7 separate regions of the Mus musculus genome follow, and all the other regions are linked to region 4. The links are chromatin loops, found by intact Hi-C in ENCODE. Cell type or tissue: left cerebral cortex. All regions are shown on one strand.

Region 1 (4,000 bases), 270 kb after region 4:
AGAAAATAGCAACAAAAGAGCCAAATTGTAGAATGGTGCTCAATCCAGGGCATATATAGGATAGAGGATGCTAAGTCAGGCTTGGCAGCATGTGACCTTTCACAGAAATGAGTTTCTAATTAATTTCAATTTTTTTTTCTGTTTGGTTGGTTGACATCTGTTTTCTTGTTGCTACAGGGTCTCACATAGTCCAGACTGACCTCTGTCTCAGTATCCATGTGATGCTGAGAATCAAATCTCGGGCTTCATGCATATAGGCAAACCCTTGCACAACATTGCCAAGGCTCCTTTAAAATACTTTTTTGATGTTTTACTCAAAGGTAATGATGGAAGAAACTGCATAAATCATGTCCTACAACATCAGGTCGTATTTAACAGATACAATATTTTATGCCCTGAAGAAGAAGAGGAAAAAGACTTCATTAGGAAGAAATAGAATGAACACTGAGGTCCCACAGCAGCTTGTGGCCATCAAGAACATCTTGATTTTTGTGTTTACATGGGTGCATTTGGGGGGAAAAAGACTAGAACAATGTAATCACACTTTGGAGATGAGAAGCTAGAGCTGCCTCTGAGGATGTGCAAGAGTGAGAGGAATTTGTGGTGATTTTTCCTCCCTATTTCCTCTCCAGTTTGGTTTTTCCCTGCAGACTCCTCTACCTCCAGTAATTTAATTGTATTAACACTTACTTTAAATGGTTCATCTTTTTCTCCCATTAACATGCCATGAAGCCTGCTCAAGTCCTGGAGACATTCCCAGTTGTCTCTGCCCTTCTGGAATTCTGACCCAGCTCCTTTAAGATGAGGTATCTGATTAGACCCACATTGCTCCCAGAATTGTTAGTCATTGCTCATTGAAGCCAATCCTGTGACCACTTTATGATTCATGCGGCCACTTGGGTTAAAACCTCCTTTCAGATCTTGGAACTTCCAGCCAAAGTGATATTTCATTTGTAGTAGTAGTAGTAGTAGTAGTAGTAGTAGTAGTGAATTTTACATTATCTACCCCAATCCCATTCATCTCCTACTCTCTCCATATCTGCTCTCCATTCTACAACCTAAGGGATGTTTCTAACGTAGGAAAACTATTCAACCTCTTTATGGTCGGATAATCATAGGCTCCAAAGAAGCAATGTTGATTGGGAAGATATTAACAAATGCTCATGATATCCTAGGATCAGTACATTGACAATCATTTTCACACAAGTTTCCGAATTCTGCCTCAAATTTTGTTTTCTGATATGGTAATGTTAAATTTATACCTGTCTCGACTTGGGGCACTTTGGTGAACAGTGAGAAATTTTTAGGGATAGCTACATTTTTCTTGACTGAATTCTTATTCCTCCCCCCCCCCCCCCGTGGAAATGTAATTGAAAATTAAAAAAAAAAAAAGAAAAAGAAAAAGAAATCCATAACTGTAACTATGCAAGCCATCTGCTTCTGAAGGCCTCTGGCTATTCTTTGCCATACTTACTGGTAGGAGAGAGGTCCACCTATATCTGAGTTCTCAGTTCAGCCTTAGAAACCCAGTAACACAATGGCCGTTTCTTTTTTTCAACGTTTGGATACTTTTTGTCTTGTAATAAGCTCCTTCTAGAGGTAAACACATGAAAGAGCACAGTGGCGTTTTAATCAATCTCCAACAGGAAGGAGATGCTAGTTTTTGGCATGGAAACGTTCCACTTTTAGTAAGGGAAGATCGAGAGAAGGCACACTGTCAGCTCCACCAGGTTCAATTAATTGTTGAAGCCAAACAAAAATAGCCTCGCAGCTTCCATTGTTCTGCAGCTGTCGGCTTCATAACGCTCACAGTCTCCTTGCTCGTGACTCATCTCCATGGTTGCCCAGTTTCCGCTCTTGATTTCCTCCCAGGAGTTGGGATGTGTCATAGCCAGAGCGGGCAACACGATAAGCTTTCTTCCCAGGCCTTTGGAGCACAGCCGTCCCTCAGCCCTTGTCTCTTTTTTTTTACATCACTGGCTCTCTTGACCCATCGACACTCAGAGGTCCTTTAAAAAGGATCCTAAGTGGTTTCCTGTCTGAAGAGAGGCGGAAAGATGTGAGCTCAGATGAAATGTGTATGTACACAGTCTTGAGCCAAATAGTATTCCCTACTTGAAGAATACCATTTGCTTTCTTGCACTTTATTGAGAAGAATTCTGGATTGCCAAAAATATTATCTGCATTCTGAGTTTGTCAGTTATTAAAGGGTTATGATGCTGTGTGTATAAAAATCTCAATTAACTGAAAGTCAAAATTATGACTTAGCTCTTCCAAATATAGACAGTAATACAGTTGTAAAAACCCTATACATTATGACCCAAACATTTCTTATGCAGACAAGTCTTGAAGGATAGAACATTATCTGGTGTTATTCAGTAGGTAAGTGTTCATGACATTATTAGAACTTACCAGCCACTTTTAAGATATGTCTAGCAATCTGGGTTATTGTGTTTCACAGGAAGAAAAAATACTACTGTCCATGCTTCTGAATGGTGACTGAAGGCAGCAACATAACAATTCAAAATCTCCTATGGATATTTAGTCATAAAAGTGAGTCGACAATGAATCTGCTGTGGTAGTTCATGGCTGTAATCCTAGCACTTAAAACAGAGAGAGACAAGAGAATCACAAGTTCTAAGTTCTAGGCCAGCCAGGACTGTATAGAGGATGTGTGTGTGTGTGTGTGTGTGTGTGTGTGTGTGCGCGCGCGCGTGTGTAGGCAAAAGGTCAGGTGTCTTTCTCTACCCTGTCTGTTTGTTTATTTACTTATTTACATACCTCTGAGACAGGGTTTATCACTGAATATGGAGTTCCATGATTGGCTGCACTGGGTGGTCAGTTAAGCCCATGATTGTCCTTTCTCTGCCTCCCCAGCTCTGGGGTGATAGGTGTTCATGGCCATGCACAGCTTTCAACAGCTACTGTGACTACAAACTTAGGTAATCCCCTTGTGTTGTGAATATGTTACCTACTGAGCCATCACCCAGCCCCCAGCGGGCCCTCTTCTATGTGATTCTCTCCCTCCCTCTTCTTTTCTTCAGCGCTCACCACTTTCCTGTGAAGCCAAGCAGTACTTAGCTTGGGGCTACTTTGATCCCTTAAGATACATTTGGCACATCTCAAGATGTTTGTAACTGTGATAGCCTGGGGAAAGTAGTGATATACTGCATTGAGACAAGGCTGATGTTAAATATCTCCAGGGTTGGGGTTGGGGGAGGCAGTCTGGTTCTCTATAGTAAAAAATGACCCAAGTGCAAAATGTCAAACATGACCAGGCTGGAGAATTTGACACGCCACCCCACCCTGTCCTAATTTTCCACACTTCAGTTCAAACGTCACAGCCCCTGAAACTTTTCTTTCTAATAATAATAATAATGATAATAATAATAATAATAACAATATTAAACTATTTCTTTAGGGTACAGATTGTCTTTTCAGCTCATTATTAAATTTCTTGTTCTTCCTTCAGGCTTCCTGGTGAGTGTGCATGGTGTCTTGACCAGTCTTGTCTGTCCAGTACCCAGACTAGTTCTTACTGGTAAGTTTTTTAAAGTATGTGAATGATTGGATAAAAGGAAATGTTCTTATTGAAACTATGTCTTTGTGTTCCCTCCTACCCCCCAATCACTTGGCAGTGTTAGATACACGCAGCAGACCGCCTGTGAGAAAACATAGGCACTGAACAAAGGCTCTTCATCCTGCCTGTACACTGTCTGGGTTCAGCAGACCCCAGCACTGATGGTATGTATCTGAGATGATGATCTCTGAATGCTGTTAATGGATCAGGTAATGTTAACTGAAAGCCCATCTTTAACTGTTCATGATCTCCTGAGTTAGAATCAATGTCTAGTTATGAGTGTACTCTGAAGTCTATCTGCCTTCAGTAGATATTCTGTGTTCCAGTCTGGAATCTAGCACTCACCACTTTTACCATCTTAAGTTTATGTCCTAAAGACACTGTGACTATTTGCAGTCTTACAAATGGGGACTTTCAGAC
Region 2 (4,000 bases), 210 kb after region 4:
CAGCTTTGGGAAAGAAGAAAATGAAGTATTTTGGCCTCCAAATAAGCAACAAACCAGATGGAAATATGAAATTCCAGAAGAAATTCCAAGGAGCTCTTTCCTGCAGGTACTGACGGCCCTCACACATCAAAACTCCACACAAGCAGACCTACTCTTTGCTACTTCATTTCTCACAATAGGTGACTGTCAGCTGTCTATCTCACCAATGAGATGCAATCAAATTAATTCAGGTCTAAGAAGAACATGTCCTGGGATCATTGTGTGACCAGCCTGCCCAAGAAAATTCTTATAAAATGATGGGTACTGCACATGGTTTCTGCCTCATTCATGCAAGGCTTGTGAAGAAAATTGTACCTACCACGAGTGTGTAAAGTTTCCTACAGCTCTTTAGAGAATGAAATAAACTTTTTAGTTGTTTCATTTATGTAGTTAGTTTGATTTACATTCCTAGACACCTTGTAACTAATTTTATTAAGTACTTATTGTATACTATGCAGTCTTCTGAATTGGAATATACACACAAACACACATACACACACACACACAAACACACACACACACAAACACACACACACACACACACACACACACACACACACACACACACACACACTGCATATATGTATGTATCTAGCTGCATAAGATTGACCTTATTTGTGCTAGGTACTGTGTCTGATGCTGGAAAAAAAATACTGAAAAGGACATGCTGCCAGTGTTGATACAGAACTCACAGTCCTGAGAAAGATGGACAAGCAATAAAAATTAAAGCTAAGTGCTGTCAAAGAGCATTTGCTTAACAATATATGTGCATTCAAATAACGAAAGCCCTTTTCCTCTTAATTTAATTACCCTCTTCAAATATAAATTATAATTAATAATTGCGCTGGTTATATTTATGCTCTATTCTTTTGAAGAACAAAAAAGCATTTCAAAAGTCATGACAGAACATTCAATGCAGAGATTGGTGATTAAACAAAGGATGGTTTCATCACTCTGGCAGTGTTTGAAAAACCTGGAGCAGGTAGCTGGCTCTTCGTTTTAGGTCCCTTAATTTGTTTATAGACTCCACTTCCTCAGGGCTGGAAATGGAAGGTTGAAACAATGATCTCCTTAGGGTACTCCAGATTTCTCCTCCCTGCTAAGTTAGATCAGGACCAGATCTCTATGAGTGTTATGTGAACCAAAGGACCAAACTCCAGCTTCCTTGAAAGGGAGAGGAAAAGAAAAGACATTCCAGGTTGAGGTGTCTGCTACAAACTTGATGCACTCTAGAAAAATCTTTCTTTGAAACTATTATAAATTTTAGGTGTATTAGTGCATGTAGACTGAAATAACAAAACACCCTAAGCTAAGTTTCTTATAAACAACAAGAACTAGTAGGTTTGGGAAGTTCAGTATCAGAACATTTGTGGACCTGAAGCCCAGTGAGTCATCTTTCTGGTTCAGAGTTGATAATGCCCTTTCTTCATATGGAAGTAGCAAGGCCTGTTTTTTAGATGCCCTAATCCCATCAGCGAAGCCCTCACCATTATGGCCACATCTTGGAAGCACATTGACAAATAGAAGCTTTCATATATGAGTTTTGGGGAGACATAAACACTCAGGATTCCAGAAACACTGGTGATCTGACCCTTACTGATTGCATTGTCTAGAACTGGGAATTACCTTGCTTTGGCAAACACAAGCTTTGGCATGTGACTCTCAAAGAGCAAAGTACATGAATTCACTCAGACCACTGAGATGGAGTGAAGATTCAAAGAGAACACTAGGAGATGATTGGCACATGGTGCAGGCCATGCCTCTATCAGTGGTATCCAAAGCAGAGTCCCCACAAGAGTGTTTTTACTGGGGCTTCAGTTCTTTGGACTAAGGTACAAATTTTCTTCTCCATAATCTCATAACTTCTATAACCTGACACCTCCTAAAATATCCTTTTTTTCTGTTTAAGTTAATCTGAGTCAGTTTCTGTTTTTAAGTGATGAGAACTTTGACTACTATGGGTAGGAAGCTAGATCACGAATCATGGAGGAGAAAGGCTATATCAGGTATAACAGCAACAAGGCTAAGTTCTTAGAGAAAAGATTGGCAAAGATGAATTTCATTCCCTAGCTTGACTTCTGTGTTTATGGTTGAACGAGGATCACTACCGAGTAGAAAGGCTGGCTACAAATTCAAATGTTAACAAATATCCACCGAGGTTATGTTCATCCATTAGCCACTACAAATAGGAAGACCCAATATAGGGAATCTACTTGTACTAGCTCTAAAAATACTTCTTTAAAAAAATGTGTTACTTTGGTGAGTAGTACATGGTATGGAAGTATGTAGTTGCATGTGTATGTTCATGTAGAATTCAGAGGACAGACACCTTCAAATATTTCTCAGGTGTTATTCACCTTGTCTTTGGCTAACCTGGAATTGTTCTTATAGAATAGGTGGGCTGGCCATTGAGCCCTGGGGAATTGAATGCATATGCATCACTGGGGCAGCTGGGATTATGAGCACTTTCATAGTACCCAGCTTTTTTTTTTTTTAAAGATGAATTCTAGACATTGAGTTTATCCTCATGTTTGTATAGTGACCACCTTTCCCACTAAACTAAAATCTCATCCAAAGGGGCATCTGTTCAATTTTTCAGTCTATCATAACTCATAACTGACTTGAGCCAGATCTGCTAACTAGACATGAATGGAATAATGGTAAACACAAAAAATGCAACACCCACCTTCCTCATAATTAGAGATGAGTAAGACAACAGTAAATAAATAATAATATATACCATTGCTCTTCATTTTGTTTTTATGGATTCATCTGCTTACTGAAAAACATTATCCCTCTAGACAGTTCCAGAATCCTGGGAGGTGAAAGACTCTCAGGACTCAAAAGGAAGGACCTTCGATGTAGATTCTTCCTCCAGTAGAAAGACAGGACATCAAGTGGATAGATAGGGTTGCCCTCCCCTAGTCAAAAACTTTGACCTAGAATTGTTCCTCTCTAAAAGAATTGCAGGAACAAAAACGGAGAAGAGACTGAGGGAAAGGCGGTCCAATAACCAACCCAACTTGAGATCCATCTCAAGGAGAGGCTCTAAGGCCTGACACTATTTACTGATGCTATGGTATGCTTACAGACAGGAGCCTATCATGGCTACTCTCCAAGAGGCCCAACTGACTGAGACAGACACAGACAGATACATAGACCCAAACAATGGATTGAAGTTGGGGATCCCTGTGATTGAATTAGGGAAAGGCTGGAAGAAGCTGTGAAGGACAGCAATCCTATAGGAAGACCAGCAGTATCAACTAACCCAGACACCTGAAATCTCTCAGACACCGAGACACCAGCCAAGCAGCATACACTAGCTGATATAAGGACCCTGACATATAGGTAGGTAGGTAGGTAGATAGATGGATGGATGGATGGATGGATGGATAGATAGATAGACAGACAGACAGACAGACAGACAGACAGACAGACAGACAGATAGATAGATAGATAGATAGATAGATAGATAGATAGATAGATAGATAGATAGATAGATAGATAGCAGAGGGTGGCCTGGTCTGGCCTCAGTGGGAGAAGGTATGCTTAATCCTTGAGAAACTTGAGGTCCCAGGGAATGGGGAGGCCTGGCAGAAGTGGGGGTGGGTGGGCACATCCTCATGGAGACAAGAATGAGGAGGAATGGGGTGAGGAACTGTGTGAAGGTGGACTAGTAGAGGGTTAATGACTGGACTATAAAATAATAAAAGTAATAAAAAAGAAGGAGGAGGAAAAGGAGAAGGAGGAGGAAGAAGAAGAGAAGAAGGAAGAGAAGGAGGAGGAGAAAACTTGTAAATATCAACTTGAGAGAGAGAAAGGGAGACAGAGAGAGAGAGAGAGAGAGAGAGAGAGAGAGAGAGAGAGAGAGAGAGAGAGAGAGAGAGAAATATTTGTAATTTCCAAACCAGTCCATGATAGACGGATGCAGGGGCTGTAGATGCTTGAACTCACCAGACAG
Region 3 (4,000 bases), 1.5 Mb after region 4:
AAATCTGCACTGTTATTACATGAAAATGTGTTTGGGCTTATAGGAAAACATAATTCCTGAGATAACTTGGCTTCTATTACTAATTCTCATCACTGTCAAATCATCTTTTTTTTAAGTTACTTGGGAGTGTGAATTGAAATTAGGATGTTCAATTCAGACTGATCGTCTACAACGTGCTCAAACACTCAGTGAGCTGTGTGTTTTACGAAAGGTAGAAAGAGTATGCTGAGGTTTTCCATCCAACGGTATACCATATGGGAACAAAGCACACTGCACATAAAAGAAGCCGTCTCTGCTGACTGTCAATCACCCCTAATGAGCACATGCCTCCTCCACCATCAGTCTCTGACACAGCCCAGCCCAGCTGTGATTTTTGCATTTATTGAAATTCCCCCTGCTAAATAATTATGCTCATCTTTTAAAAAGTAAATTGCTCACAATTACATTCAATTTCTCTCTCCCACCCAACATATTCTCCACCATGACAAAGCAATCCCAGAGCATGGCAAGACTGAGTTCTAACCAGTCTCGCATACTCCTCAGGCATTTCTGTTGGCTGGAACCACAGCATAAATCATAGCAAAGCAATTCTGGTCTTCTGCAGGGTGTGTTCAAGCTTATAACTCAGGGACCAAGCCCTGAGCCCAAGCCTTGCTGGGCTAGCAAGCCTTTCATCCTTTCCTAATTCATGTTACTTTGTATTAGCTTTCAAAACAATCCTACAGGTCGCCAACTGAGACATAAAGCTGAACAAACGCTGTGCGCTATCTTTCTGGGGTTCGTTAAGGCACTGGGATCGGTCCTGCATGCACTGGAGCTGTCTGTCTTGATTTTCTTCCTCATTTGATGCACCTGCCTTTAAAAGCAGTCAAACACATTAATTGGAAGAAAACCACTCTGAAAACGCTTGAGGTTTTTGTTGTTGTTGTTGTTGTTGTTGTTGTTGTTGTTGTTTACCCAAGCAAGTTCTGAAACCTTACATGACCCAGATTGTGTTTTTCTCTGGATCTGTATGTCTGCTTGTGAATGCACGTGTTTGCTTCATGATAATTTTCTAATATGCATAAAATATTGAAAACCAGGTATTTACCAAAGGCCCCATACACCAGCCTTTGCAGTCTGAAACCGAAAACCTTTTAAGGAAAAATTTTAACAACAAATTTCACCTATTCTACATATCTGAAACCAGTCATTAGATTCCTTAGCCTTTAGTTGAAAATAATAAAAAAAAAATCTCTTTTAACTAAATAGGATATACTTTTAAAAAAACAAAAATCCCTATGGAGATGTTTCTGTGTTGTTATTAAATGCCTTCCCGCGTTGACGTTATACTCCACTTCCGGCTACTGCAATTCGATGTCTCCTGCGTACAAGGTGATGAGCAGGATGGCAGTGAAGCCGGTTAACATCCCTGCATTCTGGATCATGAAGAAGGTGAAATCCGTTTGTCTTCCAGTTACTTTTTCTCTCAGCATGTCGTTCATCTCTGGAAACTAGAAGACACATTATTAAATGGCTGTCGCCATCTTGTGGTGAATCCTGAAATGCTCGTCTGGGGTTTCTGCACAGGAGCTGAGCATTTCTTTCATTTGGGACTGGATCGTACCAATCAATGTTTTGCTTCAGGTATTGAGGAATCCTAGTATTCTGCGGCATCCACGGTAAAACTATCGAAAGGTCACACAGCCAGATAGAATGTACCTGGCTTGATGCGTTCTCTCCTCAACTCTCTTCCCATATACAGCTGTCTACACCTCAAATTTTAAGGAATTCAACCCGGTGGGTTTCACCCTCAGGCACGCATTTCTGTTTACTTCCGTTAGCCCTTACTATACTATACTATACTATACTATACTATACTATATTCTGCTTCATCCCCATTAGATATGCTATTGTTCCTCTTATCTCATAGTATTTTTAAGTATGCCATGTTTTACTTTGTTGTTTCTTGCTTAGCCCAGGCTGCCCTACTATGTCACTATGTCACTATGTAACTAATGACGATCTTGGACTTAATAATCACCCTGCCTTGTGCCACCACAGAGTTGGTGAAGTGTTGGGTTTTTTTCTTGTTAGATGGTGACATTTTTGTTTGCTTAAATTCTGACTTTGCTCCTCTGGAGAGAAACACTTATGGAAACCGCTTCCCCGCCCATCTCATAATTTTTCCGGGCTGACTGGAGGGGAAAAACATTTGTGTAACTGACTGAACCTGTTCTTTGAAGTAGCTTTCTTTACTGTTCTGGTTTCTCCATTGTGCTTGCTCTTTCCTCCCAGAGCGACAAGATTTTTTAATAAATTGTGTATTGGTCCAGTGTTGAAGATTATAATACTTTCATTATAGTGAAAACAGATAAAAATCCTAGGTGTTTTTAGTAAATAAATAAATGTTCATTCTCAGCCACAGCATCCACTGCAAAGGTTACACAAGGGGACATGTATGTCCTGTTTTAGAAACACAAATTGCATGATGTGTTATAAATGCTGTGGTACCCTGGATGCAGCCATGCCAGGGATCTTCAGACTCCAGAGGCAGGTCAGAGAACTGGCGTGAAGTTCTTACAGGGAAAAAGTTGGTGACATCTCTAACATGAGGAAACTACTATGTCACATAGGACATCACCTGTATCGCTTCCATAAAGGTACCAACTTTGATAGAACTTTTTTGTGTCATGGGAAGAAATGGCCATCTGGAATAAAGACAATGTGCAAGGTAATTCTGGGCAGAAAAATGTAAGTACTGTGGGGGTCTAAGAGCTAAATCCTGCCTTTTTTAAGGGTCTTTGATGAACAGCAAACTGGGCCAGACACTTACAGTTTGGAGCTTGTAATCCAAAGGAAAGATGTTATTAAATTATACGTAATACATTAATTTCTAAATATAACCCAAATACTCTTTTTTATACTCTGACACTTCATTCTCTAGAAATCTGTCCAAGGTATGCTTGAAAACACACAGGGTATTTTTCTCTACACACACACACACACACACACACACACACACACACAACCTACAGACATAAATAATACTGACTCAAATATATATTTATTGTCCAATATTAATTTCTACTTAATTTAGTGTAATATTTTAGCTTAACTTCAAAAGTTTTCAGTGTGAATCACTTTGAATAAAAAAAGTATTTCGTCTACCAAGTTATTTATTCTTCTAAATGTGACATTCTTATGCAACTGATGGGTCAGGCCTACTATAAGAGAAGACGGGTTTAATTCATCACATATTAAAAGGAGTCCTTAGAAAGTAGCTCCCACTATTAAAAGTGCTTACTTTATCCATAAGATCAGTCATCAAAGAATCAACGACAGCCATTCCAAGCTACTGTTAGCACAGGTTACTCACAAAGCGAGAGACGCTGGGCCAGAAAAGGTCTGGATCCCCAGCCTTGAAGACCTTGAAGCCAGTGGGAGGCCGAAGGCTGCCCTTCAGCTCGAAACCCAGGCTCTCATTTGTAAAAATCAAAGTAACACAAAATAAAATACTTGAATCTCTTACCATATCTGCCAGAGAAATGTAGAGGAACATGCCTCCAGCGAGTGCAAATATAATATTGGGAGCAAAATTGTTGCCCACCAAAATGCCGAAAGCTAGTCCCACGTAGCAGGAACACGCGGAGAGGAAGTTGAACAGCAAGGCTTGCCGGGTGCTCATTCCTGCATTGAGCAAGATCACAAAGTCCCCTGGAAGAAGAGAATATCAAGTGAGTTGTGCCTCCTTCTGTTTTGGAATAATAATAATAATAATAATAATAATAATAATAATAATAATAATTAAAAAAAAAAAACTTCCAACAACAGATCATTCATCTCCGTGTATGATTAGGGTCTGCCCAGTCTAACATTCGACCGCCCCTTGCCCTGTGCCCTGAGGTGCTCACCTAACTCATGAGGAAACTCCTCACACAGGATCGCTATGGACGTACTGAGCCCCTGAAGAAGAGACAAAGTACAAGATGCCCCAATCGCCAAGCCGTCGATGAAATTG
Region 4 (4,000 bases):
CAGAGCTTGAATGAATGCCTCTGTGTTGCTCCTTTAACTTCTCTTTTGCTGCCACAATCCTGTCTGTGAGATGCACAGTCAGTGGCTGGCCTAAACCACATTCATTAGTGTCCTGGGGTAAGAAAGTAAGAGTGCAGCTTATACGCTGTATAAAAATAAACACCTTTTACCTTCTTACTAGCTTAAGAGGCTCAGGTAGAATTTTGTTAGTGAAATAGAATGAAAATTAAGGGAATATGGCCATTTTAAAACAGAATAAAGTCTACTGCTATATATCTAGCAAAAGGCAAGGTGAAGTTTTTGTGGTTTAACCCGGGACAATGATTGATGGGCTTCCAGGCAAAGCAGGCACAGAACAGAGTAAAAATTCTACTGCACCATGAAGCTGTCACCCAATTTTGTCAACCAAAAAAGGTTAAAAGTATGATGTGTTCTGCTTAATGAAGTGCTGTGTCATCAAAAGGTACAATAGATTATTGTAGGTGGAATCCTATAGGGTAAGTTGCAAATGTGTTCTAAAAGCCAAGGGGTGGGTGGGGTTGATGTTCCAGGAAAAGGACAAGTATGGATAAATGTATGAAGACTTGAACTTCACAGCAAGTCCAGGGCAGAGGTCTGGAAATGGGCAGATGAACTGGAGTAACATGGCAGAGCTAAGCAAGCAGAGGCAGGCGTGGCCAAAGCATCAAGTCAAAAGACAGCATAACCCTTGGACTTGAGAAACAACTAAAGAAAGAAAGAAAGAAAGAAGGAATATGAATAAAATAGAGAATTTTGTTTAGAATAATTCATTAACATTGGTTCTTTTGCTCCAACAAATCTACTGTCCTAAGCTAAGCTGATTATGAGAACATGATGCTGTCGTTATTGTTGTAGTAGATGATAATGGTGGTGATGTTGATGGGGATGATAGATAAGGAATATGAGGAAATATCTTATCTTTATAACTTATTCGCTTTAAAATAATAATTTGATCTACTCTAGAATAGAAAGTTTATTTAAAGAAAGGATAAAGTACAGAACACTGCCATGGAAGATAGCTATGTTGGAAAGACACTGAGCCTCTTAAGGACAGGAAGGGGTCCCGAAGCCTGATTCTTGAGATGACGGACTTCTAAGCTAAATTTCCATACACCTTTGCTTGCTCTGACCATGCATCCTATTGTACCCGGCATTTGAAGCATGTACCTATGACTATCTTCACCATTGGAGGTGTTTCGCTAGCATGAATTGCTTATCTATATTTGCTCTACTAACAAACCTTAAACACTGCTTCTGCCAACAGTGTGGAGAGACTTTCTCCACCTGGTCCCCCGTTCTTTGTCTGTCTTCACTATAACACTTCTCCTTCTGACAGTTGAAGGTCACAGTCGCACTAAGCAACCACCCATTCTACTTTTGGGGGAAAAAATGAAATGAAACAAAAGGCCAGTCCTTACCTGGGTCTCTCTTCCAGCATATTCGATACAAACCCACCAGAGTAAATACCAAGAGTGTTATAACAACCAGCGCGATAACCACAGGCAAAATGATACCTGAAAAGTATTGGGCACATTGTTAGCTCGAGTAGTGCTGATTCCATACAAAGAGACCACACCAGATAGGACACGTGTGCTTTCCCCTTGAAACAACATCCTATCAAACCACTAGTATATTTCAGGCAATGATGAATCTGATTTATGGGTTTGCTCTGCTTGTCATTTCTGACATATCCACTTGATGTCACCCTTGTAACCTTTCTTAAACAAACTACCAAACCTCAGAGAGATGGCTTTCCTTCTTCCTGGAGGCTTGGGGAATAAGGAAAGAGGAGACTAGAGGCAACTGTTCTCTTTATTATATATATTTTTGTATTTTATAATAAAATTACTTGAAAAAAAGATGCAGATTACTGGATGGTTCTAATTCTAAGGCTGAGACTTGTGAATATCTTTTCAACATGTTGCCTTAAAAATAGAAAATTGTGAAAAAACATAAATAGATGAATCAAATAGCATTTTAGAAAGTCTAACAACATAGCTCAAAATAGTTAGGTATGCACACATGTCCATGTGTTTTAAGGGTGTGTTGCTGTTGTGAATTAGAGGAAGGTTTCCCTGTTTTCATTAACAAGAGAGTTTTTGTTTTGTTTTGTTTTTGTTTTGCTTTGAGTTTACAGTGATAGTCGTTTGCAAGGGTAAAAGTTTAGTGATTGTAGCAAAGGATCAGTGTGTGGGGAATTAGTCAGGTATCCCATCTACTTGCATTCTTGCCTCTTACCTATTTATCAAGGGGCAATGATATTTCAACTTATTGTTAGGGTAGGTTACACTTCATTATCACCATAGGAAGAACAACATCAACACCCAGACCCCCCAGAGCTCCCAGGAACTAAACCACCAACCAAAGAGTATACATGGAGGGACCCATGGCTCCAGCTGCATATATAGCAAAGGATGGCCTTATTTGGCATCAATGGGAGGAGAGGTCCTTGGTCCTGTGAAGGCTCCATGCCCCAGCTCAGTGGAATGCTAGGGTGGTGAGGTGGGAGTGGGTGGGTGGGTGGAGGAACACCTTATAGAAGCAGTGGGTAAGGAGGATGGATGGGGGTTTGTGGAGGGGAAACCAGGAAGGGAAGGGAGATAACATTTGAAATGTTAATAAATAAAATAACCAACTTTTAAACAAGGAAAAAAGAAACAAGACAAAGAAAGAGTCAATGGTTAAGCACACTTTAAGATGGATTTTGTGTGACATTATTAGTATTTCAAAATAAAAATGGCATTAATCAACGAGTCAGTTCTTTCTGTGATATATCATTCAATGAAATGGTTTTACTGAAACAAAAATAATCACATGGAATTCCAGCTCCACATACATTCACTTCGCTGTTAATTAATTACTAAGGAAACTATAACTATTTGAATATTCTTTAGTCAATCTTAGCACATCTGTAAGGTGTTATATTGCTTATATATGTTTATGTTAAAATAAAATTAATTACAATCAATAAGATAAAACTCCATCAAGGTTAAAAAGGCATTTTTAATAAGTTATTTGCTTTAAGAATATTTAATTGACAAATGATGAATATGTTGAAGGCATTTGGCATGGTGATTTAAATAAAACGTTACTAGTGTGGAGATTGGAGATTTTGCCTTAGCTGAATACACTTCCATTAAGCTATATTTTTGTCTTTTCTGGTAATTTCTTACTGTAGGACAAAAGTGGAAAAGAAAAACAAAAGAAAAAAGAGAAAGAAAATGGCCATGGTGTGGTAACTAAGATCAGGCTTATGAAGAATTCTTCAATCAGGCTGTAGTTTGGGTTATAATGGAGTTACATGCTGAGTAACATTGAAAACAGGTTATCCGCAGCTCCATCCCTCCACTGTTGTCATTTGCATACTCTGCACGTCTACTTCCATGAACGGAGATACACATGTTACTCACTGGAATAGGAGGGGGTGGTTGATGGAGTGGTTGCAATCTTCCTATCCTCAGTATCTGTTATTTTGAGAAAGAAAACAACTCAGTCACCTTTGATAGATACGTTAATCCACATAACTCTCCCTCTACTCCCATTTAAGGAAATATTCATGATTTATAGTTATGATGTTGCAAATGCAAATTTTTTCCTCACCCTGCAAGAGTATGTTTCACAAATGAAGATGGATTGTGCTTATTTCACAAAGAACAGTAATGTAGAAGAACTTTCCATTTAGATACACAGAAATCATACCTTGAAGCAGTGACATGGTGTGTGCAGTTGTTAGAGATGCAGAGGATGTTGCAGTGATTTTCGGCAAGGCATCCAGTAGTTGAGTAGTAACTATAGGAAAATCACAAAGCCAGGCTCAGTTTAGGTATTGAGTCTTCATATTGGATTTCTTCGTAGCTTTAGACAGTCTGCATTTTTAAAGATCTGGGAAAACACTTTATTTCTGTATAAGAGAATCATTTCTCCTGGAACCATGACAGACTTTGGCATCACATGAACTGGATATCAGTACTGCATTATC
Region 5 (4,000 bases), 360 kb after region 4:
GATAGACTGCTTTAATAAAAACATACTTAAAAAATTTAAATGTTGTAAAATGAGCATAAGAACTGTCTAGTCAATATTTGTGGAAAGCATTGTTTTACTCCAGATTATATATGAAAATCAGAAAATGGAAATCAAAATTTTATTTGAAAACTTGTAACTTCTTTATGATAATAAAAAAATCAATTTTGCTTTGTATTTGTACACCATCAGAGTTTGATCACATTCCCAACCTACTACTTTCATTTCACAGAAAGCTACTAAAGGGAAGCATGCTGGCTTTTGCCAATCCATTATATCCCTCATGTATCCATCTGACCTTTACCAACCTGTAAATCAGTGAACCCAGAGACTTTACTCATGACCCCACACAGCCTGAGGACAGCTCTAGCAAAATCTAAGCCTTTATTAGAGGTGAGAACATCAACACTGTCACTGACCTCCCAGGGCCCAGGGAGATCTATACTGTAATTGGCCAACAAATCCTGGGCCTCCAGTCCCTTCCAAAGTTCTCCAATGACTCATGTGCCCATGGCATTGATGTTTTTAATCCAGAACCATTGCTGAAAAATAACCTTCAAAGTCTGAATGGGATATTACAAATGCATTTCCCTAAGTAAGTTCTAAGTGGACCTTGTCTCAGTTTACTTTCTATCGATGTGATAAAAACAACAACCACCAAAAGAAAAATGAGAGAAAAAGAAAAAAGAAAGAAAAAAGGAAAAGATTATAGTCGTTGACTATAATCAGAACGCATAAGCCAAACCAAGCCCTTTCCTCACTAACTTGCTTTTGATAAGTGTTTTTTTTCCATTTTTTATTAGGTATTTAGCTCATTTACATTTCCAATGCTATACCAAAAGTCCCCCATACCCACCCACCCCTACTCCCCTACCCACCCACTCCCCCTTTTTGGCCCTGGCTTTCCCCTGTACTGGGGCATATAAAGTTTGCGTGTCCAATGAGCCTCTCTTTCCAGTGATGGCCGACTAGGCCATCTTTTGATACATACGCAGCTAGAGTCAAGAGCTCCGGGGTACTGGTTAGTTCATAATGTTGTTCCACCTATAGGGTTGCAGATCCCTTTAGCTCCTTGGGTACTTTCTCTAGCTCCTCCACTGGGAGCCCTGTGATCCATCCATTAGCTGACTGTGAGCATCCACTTCTGTGTTTGCTAGTTCCCGGCATAGTCTCACAAGAGACAGCTACATCTGGGTCCTTTCGATAAAATCTTGCTAGTGTATGCAATGGTGTCAGCGTTTGGATGCTGATTATGGGGTGGATCCCTGGATATGGCAGTCTCTACATGGTCCATCCTTTCATCTCAGCTCCAAACTTTGTCTCTGTAACTCCTTCCATTGATAAGTGTTTTATTCCAACATCAGAAAGCAAACGAGGACAGTGTACATATGAAAATAACATGTTCTAAATCTTAAATATATGTAATAAAGTATTGAAAGAAATTATTAAACAACAAAATTCTCTCATAATTCATAAAATGATATATGAAGATTATTTTCCGAATAACGTTAATCTTAAATCGGTTCTTAAGTAGACAGTAGGAGTCTAGGGCAATATTTGGATTGAATGGGTTTGCGTAGCAGGTTACATCTGTTCAGAGTTGCCTTGCCTTGCCTTTTGCCTTGCCTTTTGCCTTCTTTCCTTTTGCCTTCTTTCCTTTTGCCTTTCCTTTCCCCTCTCCTTCCCCCTCTCCCTCTCCCTCTCCCTCTCCTCTCCCTCTCCTCTCCTCTCCTCTCCTCTCCTCTCTGCTCCTTTCCTTTCCTTTCCTTTCCTTTCCTTTCCTTTCCTTTCCTTTCCTTTCCTTTCCTTTCCTTTCCTTTCCTTTCCTTTCCTTTCCTCTCCTCTCCTCTCCTCTCCTCTCCTCTCCTCTCCTCTCCTCTCCTCTCCTTTTCTTTTCTTTTCTTTTCTTTTCTTTTCTTTTCTTGTGAAGTAGGCAGAGTTACAGTAAAAAGAAAAAAATGGCTATATTTAATGAATGAGCCTTCTTCCACACTTGTTTCTTTCCACTTACAGATGGGATGTAAGAGAATCGGGAACTGCAAAGGGAGACTTCTGGCTGTGAAAGAAAACCCACATAGGAGGTATCATGGTGTGTCCAGGTGGTGGAGAGGAGCAAGAGCAGGATGCTCAACCAGAAATCCATGCCAACATCCCACTCCAAACTGTGAGTCTCTGGGAAGCTGAAAATCTACTTCCCTGGGTGAGTTCTGGAGCCAATTTAATGTGAACAATCCTCACAGCTGTACCTGTTCCTAAAGCAATGGGACATGACATAGTGAGGAATTTTAATAAACATCTCAAGTCACAGGGAGACGTTGATTTTATTTTGTAAAAGGCTTACCCTTGATCATGAAGGCTTCATCTGTCTCAGTGTTAGCAGAAGTCTTACCCTAACCAGTCCTCATAAGGATGCCATTATGGTTCATCAATCCAGAAAGTACTGTTTCAGGGAGAAAAATCACATGAACTCATCTCTTCCTCTAACCCAATAATAAAATCCTGACTTCCTGGTAAATTCATATGAAAATATTGTGACCAATAGAACAGTTCCCAACCTTCCTAATTCTGCCACCCTTAATACAGTTTCTCATGTTAGGGTTATCCCAACCATAAAATTATTTTTGTTGCTATCACATAGCTGTAATTTTGATACTGCTATGCATCATCATGCAAGGTATCTGATGTGTGACCCCCGAGGATGTCATAACTGATACATTAAGAACCACTGCACTAGAGGAAAAAGTTTTAACTCTTCTGTCGATGTAAATATCTGATATGAAGGATATTTGATACACAACTCCTTTAAAGAGGTTGTCCAAAGTGTGGACACTGTGCCCCTTCTTAGAATTGGGAACAAAACACCCATGGAAGGAGTTACAGAGACAAAGTTTGGAACTGTGACAAAAGGATGGACCATCTAGAGACTGCCATATCTAAGGATCCACCCCATAATCAGCATCCAAACGCTGACACCATTACATACACTAGCAAGACCCAGATATAGCTGTCTCTTGTGAGACTAGGCAGGGGCCTAGCAAACACATAAGTGGATGCTCACAGTCAGCTATTGGATGGATCACAGGGCCCCCAATGGAGGAGCTAGAGAAAGTATCCAAGGAGCTAAAGAGATCTGCAACCCTGTAGGTGCAACAACATTATGAACTAACCAGTACCCCTGAGCTCTTGTCTCTAGATACATATGTATCAAAAGATGGCCTAGTCGGCCATCACTGGAAAGAGAGGCCCATTGGACACACAAACTTTATATGCCCCAGTACAGGGGAACGCCAGGGCCAAAAAAAAAAAAAATGGGAATGGGTGGGGAGGGAAGTAGGGGGGAGGGTATGGGGGACTTTTGGGATAGCATTGGAAATGTAATTGAGGAAAATACGTAATAAATTTAAAAAAAAAAAGAGGTTGTCCAACCTCCAAAGAGGATGCAGTCCACAAGTGGAGAGTCACTGATATAGAAAGTCATATATTCAGTCAGTTTTGAGGTTACTGTATGAAGATCTAGAAGTTTCTATCAAGCATGGAGGCAAATAATTATGCATCTAACATAAGCCTTCTTCCAAAAAACTGAAGAGAAGTAAAGGTTGGTAACTGATTGTAGTATAACACAGGCCCCTCTTAACTGTGAAGAGAGGTACCCAAATTGCTGAGATGAACAGCTAAATACAAAAGAAAGAAAAAAATATTACTCATGGATGAATAACATTACTCTAGAGCCATGTTGATTTTATTATGTACTTAAGTTTAATTTGAACAATGTCATTCTCTGTAGCCTGGGCTCTGTCCCTGCTTTCTTGCACTTTCTACATCTGTACACAATTGAAATGTTTCCTAGTCTTTAAAAAGCTTTCTTGTCAAAAGCCATCTAGGAAAGACTAAGGCATGCAAGTAAATTTTTTTGGAGATGGCCCACTATTTTTAATGGCCTGCTATGGGTGAGCTCTAGGATACAGGTCCTTAGAGACTTCAT
Region 6 (4,000 bases), 580 kb after region 4:
TGAAATTTACAGCTCTCTAATACAGATGTTCCACATAAATATCTCTAGTTAAGCTGTCTATTAACTTATTCAAGGTGTTGATGATGAAGGGTAATTTTTCCTTCTAGATACAGGAATACAGATATGTGAGTAAACACTACCACACTTTATTTCTGAAAGTTACAAATACAAGACTCTTTAGGGACAGTAATCTCTTGCTAACTCAGTTAGCAGACTTTGTGATGAACGAGTACACACAGTAACCAGGGAGCAGACGAATGGGCAGGAAGGAGTCTGCTGCCTGGGCAAGCGTGGCCTGTCTAATGGCCACTGTCCCATCATGCGCAGAAAACAGCAGGGAAGAAGCCAGTAGGGAAAGTTCTCTCCAAGATGCCACTATCTTAAACACTGAATATTTCTTTAAAAGGGAAGAAGCTGGCAAAGGTCTCAGGATATCCTAGCACCAGATTCCAAACCAGGAGAACTATATGTTATGAAAACAATGTGTTCATATATTTCAGTTGGCTCTACGGCACACTCTAAAATCCCCAGCACTTGGGTGGTTGGGGCGGAAGGATTTGGGTTAAGGCCACTCTGGGATATAGAGTCACACCTTGTTTTTAATAAAAGAAAGGAAGTAAGGAAGAAAGCAGTGAGGAGAAGGAGGGCAGGCCAGTGAACGTTTACATGGTTTCTTGGAGTGTTTGCTGGTGGGATGCATTAACATCAAAGACAGAGTTATGAGATTTTGTCTCTTGGAGAGGTTTCCTATTCTGTTTAAAAACTAACAGTTTTCAGAAATTGATATATTTTAGAACTGTTTCTTTGGGGAAACACTACAATTATAAAATAATTATAAAACAAATAAAATAAAACATTAAATTCTAAAAGAGTTACTTAAAACTAAACCAGATACCAAGCCTGTACTTCAGCATGTAGCTCAGGTCAGTCTGGAACTCACTAAGATCTTCCTGCCTCAGCTTCCCAAGTGCTGTGATTATAGGAACAAGATTCCATGTGATTCCATGTGATTATGTGCCTGGCTAGACATGGCTTTTACTGCTACTAACTCTTGACACTGCTACATGATCCCGACCATGGTCATGGACTATTTGGGATTTTAATAAAATGTTTGTGATGACCAATGGTCATCTATTTCAAATTGTATTATGATGAAATTCAAAACATTCACATTTCCATAGAGAAAAACTCATTTTCATATCAAAAAAATACAGATTATTCCCAACTCTTCGATAAGCCAGAGTATCCTGATTTCTCCGCTTGCTTTCAAATATTCCAGTGCACTGAAAATCAAGTCCAGAAAGAACTCCTTTCAGGAGACAGAGAAGAGTGGTACCCAGAGAACAATCACCAGGAATATAGAACCTGAAAATGCCTGTCAAATATGTGCCCCAGTGAATCCATAAACAGATACACAATGCATCTTTGGCTCTGGAGAAACGGGTAAGTGCTCAATAACACATGTTAAGTCTGCTGCTGCTGCTGCTGCTGCTGGAGTTTGGTTCCAGCAGGGATGAAGGATTTACCTTCTGTAAATCTTAAGCTCCAGTGGATGTGAAAACTTTCTATGGCTGCCTTGGACAGTGCCCCCCCCCCCCCCCCGCATACACACACCAAAATAAACTATTTTAATAACTGGGTATCATCCTAATTTTTTTATTACATATGTGAAAAATACATATCCTGCACTGACCCAGCATACAGTAACGGATGGGCAGGTTCCTGGGTCTAGAGAGGAAATTCACAACTGTGACTTCTTAAAAGATTTTTTTTTTCTTTTTACTGGTGTGTAGGGGTGCTTGCCTACGTGAGTATCTGTGTATGACATGCCTGCAGTGCCCACAGTTACCAGAAGAGGGCAGTGGATTCCCCAGAACTGGACTTATAGACAGCTATGGGCCACGCAGAGAGTGTTGGGAATGGAACCCAGATACTTTGGAAAAGCAGCCAGTGTTCTTAGGTCTTCAGCCACCTGCATTTAAATCCACCCCTAATCAAGCATTCCTTGGCCTGTATTATCTGTGTTCCTTTCTGGCCTTTTTTCAGCATTACTTTTATTTTTATGCTTGCCTGGCCTGTCTCTCTGTCTCTGTCTCTGTCTCTGTCTCTGTCTCTCTCTGTCTCTCTGTCTCTCTCTGCCTCTCTCTGTCTCTCTCTCTGTCTGTCTCTGTCTCTGTCTGTCTCTCTCTCTCTCTCTCTCTCTCTCTCTCTCTCTCTCTCTCTCTCTCTCTCTCTCTCTCCCCTGCCCACCCATGTATAACTGTTCCTGCCTCACGGGTGGGAAGACAGTAACTGGGAAGCTTGAAGAACACTCTCTCTGAGTAATTAAGCTAGAATTAATTGGATACTGGAAGAATCATTTTCTTTTCTTATGGACTGTCTTTAGAAACTGCGGGTTCTGACTCAGTCCAACTGTTCACCTTCTGGTTAAGAAGGCACTAAATGAAAACATTCGTTTCTCACTAGCATTGCAGAATACCACAAGGTGATTGCTGACTTTAAAGGAAGAAAGCAGGCCATTGTTAATCCACAGTTAATTAGGCAACAACTACAAAGTAAGATGAAGTGCAACATCACCACACAAGGGTTAACGTGAGGAGGAACAGGTTTCTTCATCCGGAAGTTCACCCAGGTCCTTGCTCAACTTTTTCTTTTTTATCAGTGAATCCACCAATCAGCAAATACTTAAGATAACCGCCTGTGAGGCAGGAGCAGTGTTACACAATGGAGACAGAGATATGGCCAGGCAAGTATAAAAATAAAAATAATGTTTAAAAAAAAAAAAAAGTCCGGAAAGGAACACAGATAATACAGGCCAAGGAAAAGCTTGATTAGGGGTGGATTTAAACGCACTAATCTCAAGACAAGGAAAATCACGGAGGCAGCAGATTGCATTATTTCTGTGAATAAGCAGGGACACCCCCGCAGGAATGACATTCACGTTGAGACTCAAAGGCTGAAGGAGATGCATCAGTGTTAAAGAAGAGCTTAAAGTCACAAAGCGGTTGCCAGAGAGGAAGAATAGCAGGTCCTCTGGAAGAGGCCACGGAGGGGCTTGGAGGGGACAGCTTGCCCTCCCTGTCTTACTAAGCCACACTTGGTTAAATCCCAATCCAAAGGGTAGAGAGACGCTACTGGAGAGTCTGATGCAGGCCACTGGCCAGACGTGTATATGCAGGTCCCCCGTGCATGAGTCTGCACCGGGCAGATAGTCTTCGAAGAAAGAGTCTGGACTTTTCTCAACACAGAACCTAAACAAAGCATGCGATTGTCCCAGATAAAGGAGCATCCTTGGTAGGGGCTCAGCTACCAGTAGAAACTCAACTAATGTGGGCTTTTATGTTTTTCACAACAGTCATTTCAACAGCACATGTGTGGCTCAAGACTTCTAAAGACATATGACCAGCAAAGCAGACTTGTTTCTTGGGCACGCAGAATATAAAGTTGCAGGCAATCCCTGGCATGTGTTTGTTTAGCTGTGAAAAAAAGTCGCTGAACAAAGAACCAGGTCAACAGAGAGGATGTCAAGACAGCAGCAGATAGAGATCAAGGCAGAACTTAATTAGGGCTTCCAATTAGAAAACTCAACGACAGCTCCTATTAACACTCGCCCGCCCGCCCCGGCATCTGCGCCCCTGGAAGCACTGGGGCTTATCTTGCTGGGATTAAGGAGTTTTCGATGACCTGGTGGGCTTCAGTTAACAGAGACTGGCCTCAAGACAAACAACTCTCAGGACTACAGTCTTGGGAAGTAGTGTGTTCTGAGGTTCACTTCCTGCTGGTATTTACCACGGCCAGCTTACCAACACGGGCCATTTCCAATGCAAGAACAGACATGCCTATATGCACAGCCTTGTCTGCTGCTCTTCAATACAATCGCTGGCTAACACTCATGGCCACATATTAAAAAAAAAAAAAAAAAAAAAGAAAAGAAAAGAAAAGAAAAGAAAAATAAACGTGTTACAACAAACTTGGTTTTAAAACTTATGACATGTATGTA
Region 7 (4,000 bases), 330 kb before region 4:
ACACACTTTGAGATAACTCTAAGGATCCTAAAGTCAAAAGAGCCGTAGTCCCAAAATAATGCTTTTCTGGTTGATTCTAGGTCTTATTTCCGCTGACCTTCCTCCTACCATTTCCTGGATGTTTCCAGATACCACCGGCTACAATGTCACATGCTCAAAGACATCTTTCCTCATGGCTGCATCCAAAATTATCATCTTCTGCTGTGTTTCACATATGGCCACTTGTGACATGTTTTGTGTTGCACGTCTTTTGATGAATTTCCTAGGATTGCCTTTAAAGTTAGCCACAGAGTGAGTGTCTTAAAAGCAACAGGAATACTGCACACTTTCAATCCCCACACTCAGGAGGCAGAAGTAGGCAGGCAGATCTTCAATAACTCAAGGCCAGCTTGGTCTACCATAGCAAGTTTCAGGCCATCCAGGGTTACAGAGTGAGTCCCTGTCTCAAAGCAAGCAAATACCACCCTCCCTACTATCCCCCTCCAGTAATCATCTCCTTTAGTCTTGGGAGATTAGAAACATGAAACTGAGGTGTTGGACTATTGCTGGAGGACCCTTTTATTAAGGTCTCAGTCCATCATGTCCAGAGAGCTCTCCAAGGTCAGCACATGGAGGACACCCTTTCTCAGTGGGATTTCCTCTTTTCTGCCCAGCCTTAATGGGAGAGCATCTCTCAGCTCAGATGTCTTATTCTGAGACGACCTTGCCGAGAGTCTCCTGCAGGTGATTTGTGATTCAGTACACGAGTCTTGGCTCTTCTTCTTGTCCAGATGATAATTCGGTGCTGTTTTGTGACCAATCAGCTCTTCCTGTAGGCAACCCTCAGAACTCTTATATAATTCACCCCTGTAGCAATACGATGAGCTATCTCTCTGAAGCTAAGTCCCAGAAGTTCACAGCCATCCAGGCCCCGATTGCTCTTCTGCTCCCTTTGTCTTCGTGGGTCGTCCTTAGTTTCTACCCTGAGTTTCCTTCATGGTGAGCTATAAGTGGTAAGGTAAAACTTTCCTTCCCCACTTGTTTTTTTTGCTTGATGTTTTATCATATCAACAGAAGGCAAACCAGTGCAGGAGGCTGCCTATAACTGGTTGAAGGATGGGGCTGTTGATGATGGACTGAACTCCCTGCTTTCTGTGACAAAACATATACACCTGTTATGTGTGGTGGCTTAGGTATGAATGCACAGAACTCAGAAGGCAGATGCAGGACAACCAGGAGTTCAAGGCCAGACTGGGCTTCAGGGAACCAATATGTTTCAAAATAAATAAGTGAACAAATAAATACTCGTTCAGTTTGTTGATGTGGTGGTTTGTAACAGGAGCTCAGAGTTCAGAGATAGCTAATGGCTTCCTGTTTCCTTAATCAAACATTACCAAGTTACATTTCTGGTGTGTGTGTATGTGTAACTGTGTGTTTATGCATGTGTGTATGTGTGTGTATATGTTTGTGTGTATGTGTGTAACTGTGTGTTTATGCATGTTTGTATGTGTGTGTATATGTTTGTGTGTGTATGTGTAACTGTGTGTTTATGCATGTGTGTATGTGTGTGTATATGTTTGTGTGTGTCTGTGTGTGTCTGTGTGTGTGATGTGTATGACTGTGTGTCTATGTATGTGTGTGTGTACACGTGTGTGTATGTTTCTGGTTGTGTTGGGATGTGAGTGAATGTTGTCTCCTGTGAACCACAGTGCTTCATTGGCAGGTGGAGGTCTGCAGAACGCGTCTTCTTCCTCTCACCTGCTGAAGTAAGGCAGCGTGTACAAAATATTTCTCCTCTCCAGATCTGCCTGCTGTCGAGTCAGAATCATTTATTATTTATTCCTCAGCACGATAGAGCTTAACTGCTTATTTTCGGCATGATTCGTGAAATAGACACAGGAAGTAGAAAGGCGGGAGCTGTAACTGCCTCCTGTTTGTTGTTTTGTTGTTGAGCAAGGCTGTTGGAGACTCTGGTCCACGCCTTGTCTTAAGTCTGTGGAGTGGATCTAACACAGGGCCTCATTTGCAGTGTCAGCCAGGCTGTCGCCATGAGAAGCTGGCTCACGGAGGGCAGTCTAAATCTCTCTCCTCTGCTGCAGTCTGCTTTCTTTGTGAAGACTGCTAAGAACATTCCAGAACTCTCTCCAAATATTGAAGTCCTTATCACTTCCTAAACTGGATGTTTGTTCAGGTCTGCCACAAAGCAGTACCAGTACTCTCTCATCAGCAGCTTTCTGTGACCGTGACCGTGCTGGGAAACTCTCCATACCCTGGGAAGAGAAGGAGGACAAGTATGGAAGTCCCATTAGTTATCTATTCGGAGGCTCCTGGCTTTGTTTTCTTAAAGGAAACAACTCGACTGAGTACCACGAGAGGGCGCCAGTGGGCTATGTTAGCGCTGGCGAGGCACTGCACTCCGGCATCCTCCCCACTCCCATTCCTTCCCACACTGCGGGGGGCAAAAACAACCCGGGGGCGCTGACGTCAGCTAGCCGGAGGCGCCTGCCTCTGTACCCATAGGTATAGTTAATCCCCCAGGAGTGAGGCCGGTGCTTTCTCTGGCAGCCCAATTTTCAGCTTAAATCATTGCCCTAATCTTATTTTAATGTGCATTGGGGCCCTGGCGGCTAGAGTGGGTGGCAGGGGAACAGCATTTAACATCCTTTGGAGTTTGGATTGTGCCGGACACTTCTTAAGCACTTGGGTGGGACAGAGAGACTTAATCTTGCAGCTGCAATCGACCTCAGTAGCCTTTGCCTTATTTGGCAAATTTAATTGGCAACGTTAATTTTGGGGGTTGGGGCTGGGGTAGAAGAGAAGGAAAGGAACACATGTGAAATACTAATATGCGCTGTATGCTTCACAGCGACTGTACGAAGTTGTTAAAAATGCTCAGTTTAGCAGAGACATTGAGAGAGATCAGAGCCTTCAGTCAGACAGCTTGCAATTGGCCCGTGGAGCCCTCCATTGGCCAGTCCCAGAACCACAGTCTGGGATCTGCTACCTGTGCGGCTTGCCTCTCTCTTGGGAGGCAGAGGCAGGCCAATTTCTGAGTTCTAGGTCAGCCTGGTCTACAGAGTGAGTTCCAGGACAGCCAGGGCTATAAGGAAAAACCCTGTCTCGAAAAACCAAAACCAACCAACCAAAACAAAAAACACACCCCCCAAACAAACAAACAAACAAAAACATCCCATCATCAACAACAACAAATCAAAACCAAAACAAAAAAAAAAGTTTTACAGGAAACTTGGCAAGAATGGAACAAAACCCACATTCCAAGGGGAACTAGCCCTTTTCAGGACAGTAGAATAAAGTCTAAATTTAACCACTCAGATGTGAGTTAACCAGCAGTTGTCTACAATGTATCTTGCCTGACTCAGAGGGTCCAATGTGCTTACAACAAAGTAGCAGAAAAGCACTGGCTAGCCGAAGGGCGGGCGTTGTTTGATTGGTGTGACATCCACCGGCTGTATTTACATCAAGTAAATGAAGAGAAGAGAGCAGTTTATCTGATGACATGGCTCGTCATCACATTGCAGGCACCAAAAAGGGGTATAGTGACCCGGGACATGGGGTGTGAGGGGAGTGACACAGTGCCCAGGGCAGTGTCTATAAATGGTGAGTCAGAATTCAATGATGCTTTCAGAACGGCGATGGGCCCACTGCCTGCATCCCAGACTTCTTCAGCTTAAGCCCACATCCCAGATAAGTAAATGAAGTCCGTGCACTAAAAGCATAAACCAAGAAATCAAACTGTAGGCACTTCACAGACCAAAGCACCTCATGAAGGTGCCATGACTCCGAAGTCGGACAGAGAGCCATTAATGTCCTATGGGGCATTAATACATGTTTTTTTTTCCTTCAGGCTTTCTTTTGCTGTTTTGACAGGAGCTGCTTCACCTTCAGGGATTTTTGTTTCATTCTTGAAAAGCTTCATGTAAAACTATGAATAGTCCATTTGGTCAGAGTCCTCAAAGTCAAACTAGAAAGTGAGGCGCAGTGCAGCGAGCCGAGCCCAGTG

What was found. Peaks named below come from ENCODE experiments on the same cell type or tissue, not always from the same donor. Only the 100,000 strongest peaks of a DNase experiment are listed, where the experiment ranks them.
Region 1: a loop joins it to region 4, with 3 times the contacts of the local background. A loop is called at or near these places in 7 of 42 quality-filtered maps.
Region 2: it touches region 4 in a loop (7-fold over the local background); 3 of 42 quality-filtered maps call a loop at or near these places.
Region 3: it touches region 4 in a loop (9-fold over the local background); 19 of 42 quality-filtered maps call a loop at or near these places.
Region 5: it touches region 4 in a loop (2.6-fold over the local background); 2 of 42 quality-filtered maps call a loop at or near these places.
Region 6: a loop joins it to region 4, with 3 times the contacts of the local background. A loop is called at or near these places in 2 of 42 quality-filtered maps.
Region 7: it touches region 4 in a loop (3-fold over the local background); 13 of 42 quality-filtered maps call a loop at or near these places.

What each region holds. Positions count from the first base shown.
Region 1 is chr3:137,148,465-137,152,464 of GRCm38, reverse strand. No RefSeq gene overlaps it. Among named protein-coding and RNA genes, the nearest start is that of Gm26107, 83 kb to the right of the region's middle. In left cerebral cortex, no CTCF peak of the experiment used is centred here; a DNase peak (open chromatin) is centred at 1,845.
Region 2 is chr3:137,207,536-137,211,535 of GRCm38, reverse strand. No RefSeq gene overlaps it. Among named protein-coding and RNA genes, the nearest start is that of Gm567, 80 kb to the left of the region's middle. In left cerebral cortex, no CTCF peak of the experiment used is centred here; a DNase peak (open chromatin) is centred at 1,956; H3K27ac peaks cover 1,040 bases.
Region 3 is chr3:135,884,298-135,888,297 of GRCm38, reverse strand. Slc39a8 (solute carrier family 39 (metal ion transporter), member 8) reads right to left here. Exons shown (of 9, transcript NM_001135149.1): 7 at 3,894-4,000; 8 at 3,512-3,696; 9 at 1-1,493. The coding sequence ends at 1,344. Among named protein-coding and RNA genes, the nearest start is that of Gm31243, 16 kb to the left of the region's middle. In left cerebral cortex, a CTCF peak has its summit at 1,536 (motif pointing left); DNase peaks (open chromatin) are centred at 520 and 1,527; H3K4me3 peaks cover 213 bases; H3K27ac peaks cover 235 bases.
Region 4 is chr3:137,416,531-137,420,530 of GRCm38, reverse strand. Emcn (endomucin) reads right to left here. Exons shown (of 12, transcript NM_001163522.1): 6 at 3,721-3,810; 7 at 3,432-3,485; 8 at 1,440-1,535. Among named protein-coding and RNA genes, the nearest start is that of Gm38650, 49 kb to the right of the region's middle. In left cerebral cortex, a CTCF peak has its summit at 1,709; DNase peaks (open chromatin) are centred at 1,721, 3,447 and 3,716; H3K27ac peaks cover 727 bases.
Region 5 is chr3:137,060,404-137,064,403 of GRCm38, reverse strand. No RefSeq gene overlaps it. Among named protein-coding and RNA genes, the nearest start is that of Gm26107, 5.5 kb to the left of the region's middle. In left cerebral cortex, no CTCF peak of the experiment used is centred here; a DNase peak (open chromatin) is centred at 2,146.
Region 6 is chr3:136,835,642-136,839,641 of GRCm38, reverse strand. The region is part of intron 2 of Ppp3ca (protein phosphatase 3, catalytic subunit, alpha isoform); the gene reads right to left. Among named protein-coding and RNA genes, the nearest start is that of 1700006H20Rik, 120 kb to the left of the region's middle. In left cerebral cortex, a CTCF peak has its summit at 1,851 (motif pointing right); DNase peaks (open chromatin) are centred at 1,866, 2,461, 2,945 and 3,382; H3K27ac peaks cover 1,441 bases.
Region 7 is chr3:137,751,470-137,755,469 of GRCm38, reverse strand. No RefSeq gene overlaps it. Among named protein-coding and RNA genes, the nearest start is that of Mir6380, 30 kb to the left of the region's middle. In left cerebral cortex, CTCF peaks have their summits at 2,175, 2,374 (motif pointing right) and 2,954; DNase peaks (open chromatin) are centred at 2,413 and 2,871; H3K4me3 peaks cover 732 bases; H3K27ac peaks cover 1,356 bases.